Regions from separate parts of the Homo sapiens genome. Here region 1 is linked to region 2. Evidence: read pairs that join two places in POLR2A ChIA-PET (ENCODE). Cell type or tissue: HCT116. All regions are shown on one strand. Region 1 has its middle 9.3 kb from the start of MRPL4. Region 2 overlaps PDE4A (phosphodiesterase 4A).

Region 1 (2,500 bases), 190 kb before region 2:
CTCCATCTCAAAAAAAAAAAAAAAAATTAGCATAAACCAAGCATGGTGGTGTAGGCCTGTAGTCCCAGCCACTCGGGAGGCTGAGGCAGGAGGATCACTTGAGCCCAGGAGTTGGACTCCGGCCTGGGCAACATAGCCAAACCTCATCTCTTAAAAAATATAATAAAAATAAAGGATATGGCAGACCATGTAAAAAATTTAAATAGAAATTACCATATAGGAAGATGATATCTAATGGGAGGTGCTACCAGAGGCATATGGGGAGAAATATCTTGGGCTGGGTGCAGTGGTTCATGACTGTAATCCCAGCACTTTGAGAGGCCAAGGTGGGAGGATCACTTGAAGCCAGGGGTTTGAGACCAGCCTGGGTAATATAGGAGACCCCCATCTCTATTTTAAAAATCTTTAAAAAAAAAATCCATGTATGGTTGCACGCACCTGTGGTTCCAGCTACTCAGGAGGTTGAGGCAGAAGGATCACGTCAGCCCAGGAGGTCGAGGCTGCAGTGAGCTATGATTGTGCCACTGCACTACAGCCTGGGTGACAGAGTAAGACCCTATCCCTAGAAAAAAAGCAAAAAGAGGCCGGGTGCGGTGACTCACGCTTGTAATCCCAGCACTTTGGGCGGCTGAGGCAGGTGAATCACCTGAGGTCAGGAGTTCAAGACCAGTCTGACCAACATGGTGAAACCCCGTCTCTACTAAAAATACCAAATTAGCCGGGCATGGTGGTGCGTGCCTGTAATCCCAGCTACTTGGGAGGCTGAGGCGGGAGAATCACTTGAACCCAGGAGGTGGAGGTTGCAGTGAGCTGAGATCGTGCCATTGCACTCCAGCCTGGGCGACAAGAGCGAAACTCCGTCTCAAAAAAGAAAAGAAGAGAAAAGAAATATCTTGGCTTCTCCTACCTTCCTCTCGGAAAATCTGCCCCCAGTGCCTCCCATTGGCTAAATGTGGCCAGAAGCCAGTTGGCAGGGGAGATGTCCCGTGCAGAGGTCAGCCCCGAGCCATGCAGGGAGAACAGCACAGGGACTAGATGATGCCAGGGCTCGCAGGCTTAAGCCCTGCAAGAACCATGTGGGTAGGGGCAACTATACCCCCATTTTACAGAGGAGGAAACTGAGGCCTGGAGAGCCAATGTGACATGCCCAGGGTCTCAGGCCCTCAAGGAGGTTGGACTCTCTGGTTCTCGCCAACACCTGCCTGGAGGGCTAGTTCTGTGGCTTTTTTTCTACCCTTCACGCCTGTCCTGGTTGCTCAGGGAACTGTAGGGAATGAAAATATCCATGCAAATCAGCCCCACTGCGGGGAGGCCCTCCGTGGGAGGCTTTGCCCCCTCACGGAGCTTGGCAGTTACACACAAGCTGAGCTGAAAACAAACAAACAGCAGATGTTTGGACAGTTGATGGGGGAGGGGCGCTTTAGGCAGCTCTCCCTAGTATAGGAGACCACCCCTCACCCCCCACCAACAGATCTGTGTCATCCATCCATGCCCTGTACTTTTTTTTTTTTTTTTTTTGAGATGGAGTCTTGCTCTGTCACCCAGGCTGAAGTGCAGTGGCGCAATCTTGGCTCACTGCAACCTCTGCCTCCCGGGCTCAAGCAATTCTCGTCACTCAGCCTCCTGAGTAGCTGGAATTACAGGCGCCCGCCACCATGCCGGGCTAATTTTTGTATTTTTAGTAGAGACGGGGTTTCATCATGTTGGTCAGGTTGGTCTCAAACTCCTGACCTTAAATGATCCACCCTCCTCGGCTTCCCAAAGTGCTGATTACAGGCGTGAGCCATTACACCCAGCCAATCCCATTTTAAAGATGAAGAAAATTGACTGGGTGAGGTGGCTCAAGCCTGTAATCCCTACATTTTGGGAGGCTGAGTTGGGCGGATCACTTTAGCCACCGACCTCATGCTCTGTACCTTCTTTTTGGGGGGCTGCCCCCCAGTATTGCAGGCCTGACCCCTGGCCTTTGTGAGAACCCTTGTTCAGTAATGGAGGAAAAGCTGAGGCCAGATGTTGAGGGGCCTTCCCGCATCTGATATGTGCCCCCTAAATTGGTGTGATACCCACAGCCAGCAAAGACCCTCTCTGGATTACAGGGTTGATGCTGGTCCCACACTACCAAGGACAGAGGTCACCTGCAATTGAGCCTTTGATCCACAGGAGAGGGCTGGTTGCATTGGCCTTTGACCTCTCCCCAGGCTTGGCTCAAAATGGTCAAACTTTGAGCCTTTTGGTGTGAAGGTCCCCTGGTCGTTACTGCCCTTTTATTAAGACTCATAACTGGGGGCCGGACGCGGTGGCTCACGCTTGTAATCCCAGCACTTTGGGAGGCCAAGGCGGGCAGATCACTTGAGGCCAGGTGTTTGAGACCAGCCTGGACAACATGGTGAAACCGTGTCTCTACTAAAAATACAAAAAGGCAGGGTGCAGTGGCTCACGCCTGTAATCTCAGCACTTTGGGAGGCTGAGGCAGGCGGATCACGAGGTCAAGAGATCGATA
Region 2 (2,500 bases):
GGGGCGGGGACAGAAGAGGAAGAGGGGCCAGGGCCTTTGGGAGCCCCGCGTGGGGTCCGCAGGGTGTGTGTAGGGAAATCGTTGCTTCTCTCCGGGTCTCTCTCTCTGCGTCCTGCGTCTCTGTCTCCACTTCTGTCTCTTCTGTCTCTGTTTTGTTTCTCCTTCCCACCGCTGAGCTGCACCTTCCCCTCCCCTGGGTTTATGTCACCCGGCCCCACACTCGAGTCCCGTTTCCCCGGGGGCGCACGGCGATCAGCGATCAGAGACCTCGAGCGGGCCCAGCTCGACGTCAGGGCGGGGAGGGGGGAAAGGCGGGGCCGGAGGCGGTGGCAGGAGGGCGGGCCCGGAGCCGGGAAACCGGAGCCCCGGGGCACCCCAGAGGCCTAGGAGGGAGGAGACGGGGGGGGGGGGGGGAAGTGTGCGTCCGACTCCGCAGGACCCCTGCAGGGGGAGGCAGACAGAGCGCCCGTGCGCTCCCCTCCCCCGTGCAGACCCGGGAACGCTCGACCGCCCGGGGCTGTCCCTGGGGGGGTCACCAGAGGCGTGGAGGCGGTGCCGGCAGTGGAGGCCGCAGACACCTTGGGCCTGGCCAGCAGCGCGCGCCACACCGCCCTGCCGCCGTCCCCATGCGCGCCCCGACGACGGCGCTTGGCTCCCATGCGCTCCGGTGCAGCGCCCCGGGCCCGGCCCCGGCCCCCTGCCCTGGCACTGCCCCCCACGGGCCCCGAGTCCCTGACCCACTTCCCCTTCAGCGATGAGGACACCCGTCGGCACCCTCCGGGCAGATCTGTCAGGTGGGTGGCCCGTGGCCAGTCAGTCCTCTCTTTTAATACTGAAGGGCACTGGCTGTGCTGGGGGGGTGGGGGTGCTGAGTCTACCTGGGTGAGTCCCCTAAGTGGCTTCCAGGATCTGGCTGGGGCCCCACCCCCTTTCCTGGCTCTAAAGGCCTGGGGTGCTGCTGAGGGCTTCTTGAAGGTGGCAGCCCTCAAAGTGGGTGCTGGGTCCATTCCTGCCTATCCAAGGTAGGACCCGTCACCCTCTTTGTGTCCTTAAACCTGAGCTTCTGGCATTCACTTTGGCTGCAAATATGGGTGTCCAGCGTCACCTGGGCTCCACTCCCAGGCCACTGGCCTAGAACCAGATCCCTAAGTCCCTGCCTGGCTCAGTGTCTCCAGCCTTACCTTCCCCACCCCCTCTCATGCTGGAGCTGCCAGGCTGAAAACCAAGCTGGGTTGGGGGTGGGGAGGGGAGATTCTGGGTCTCATGGAGGGTGTTTAGAATAGGCTGGACTGAGCTGGGGCTGTGAGTGGCCTTTAAGTTCTCAGAATTCTCAGGGGTTTCTAGCCTTGTTCTTGCTTTCCTGCTCCATGGTCTCTAACACAGACACACACACAGGGCCGCACACAGGGCAATCCGGGTCACCTGGTGTTTACCGTACTAGGTATGGGTCTCCTGGCTGCACCAAGAGGACCCTGCAGTTGACTCATGGCCACACACAGGTGACACACAGACCACAGCAACCCTGGCCCAGCCCTCGCACATCCTCGTCTACACTGCGTTCCTCCACAGTGGGGGACACTGTATTTTGGTGAGACACATTCTCACAAAAATACACACCCAGGGCCCACACATGTTCCTGTATGCTGTACTCCCACCTGCACCAGATACACACAGGAACGCACCCCGTGCCCACACAGGGGTCAGGGACTGTCACAGTATCAGTGCGACACGGTCTCATAAAGTCACCCAGACTCAGAAATACACAGATAAAGACACAGAGATGCACACAGGCACCCATGAGCACCCAGCCCCTGCTCACACAGGCAGATGTGCGATGCCACAGAGATGTCTATGTGTGATGCCCGGGGGCACACAGACCTCCCTCTCCCCCAGTCTCTTACATACTCAGCCCCCCAAAGAGCTGTGTCACCTGGCACTACGCGCCTGCCTGGGAGACACACACCAGCACCCGCCTTCAACCTCCATGTGACCTTCACAAAGCAAATGCCAGGCCTTTCCATAAAGGCTGCCTGGCACCACCTACAAGTGAGTCAGGTGGAAAAGCACGGGGAGCCGGGGGAGACACCAGGCCTGCCTGCCCTGTGCGCCCCGGGGGAAGACACTCGTCGCAGCTTTGTAGCTCAGCTGCCTGGGTTCAAATCCACATTCTAGGCCGGGCGTGGTGGCTCATGCCTGTAATCCCAGCACTTTGGGAGGCTGAGGTGGGAGGATGGCTTGAGCCCAGGAGTTTGAGACCAGCCTGGGCAACATAGTAAAACCTCATCTCTACAAAATAAATAAATTTTAAAAGAAATCCATGCTCTGCTACTAATAACCATAGTATTTATCCTTTATGTGCCTCAGTTTCTTTCTTTCTTCCTTCCTTCCTTCCTTTCTTTCTTCCTTTCCTTCTTTCCTTCTTTCTCTCTTTCTTCCTTTTTTTTTTTTTCAGGGTCTCGCTCTGTCACCCAGGCTGGAGTGCAGTGGAGTGATCTTGGCT

The links. ChIA-PET counts read pairs that join two places held together with the same protein. Peaks named below come from ENCODE experiments on the same cell type or tissue, not always from the same donor. Only the 100,000 strongest peaks of a DNase experiment are listed, where the experiment ranks them.
Region 1: POLR2A ChIA-PET joins it to region 2 with 6 read pairs; 4 of 35 experiments call an interaction of 5 or more read pairs at or near these places.

Annotation. Positions count from the first base shown.
Region 1 is chr19:10,241,644-10,244,143 of GRCh38, forward strand. No RefSeq gene overlaps it. Among named protein-coding and RNA genes, the nearest start is that of MRPL4, 9.3 kb to the right of the region's middle. RefSeq lists an enhancer at 969-1,048. In HCT116, no CTCF peak of the experiment used is centred here; no DNase peak of the experiment used is centred here; H3K4me3 peaks cover 587 bases.
Region 2 is chr19:10,431,778-10,434,277 of GRCh38, forward strand. The region is part of intron 1 of PDE4A (phosphodiesterase 4A); the gene reads left to right. Among named protein-coding and RNA genes, the nearest start is that of PDE4A, 12 kb to the left of the region's middle. RefSeq lists enhancers at 100-783, 784-1,466 and silencers at 285-444, 465-784. In HCT116, no CTCF peak of the experiment used is centred here; no DNase peak of the experiment used is centred here; H3K4me3 peaks cover 1,414 bases; H3K27ac peaks cover 2,313 bases.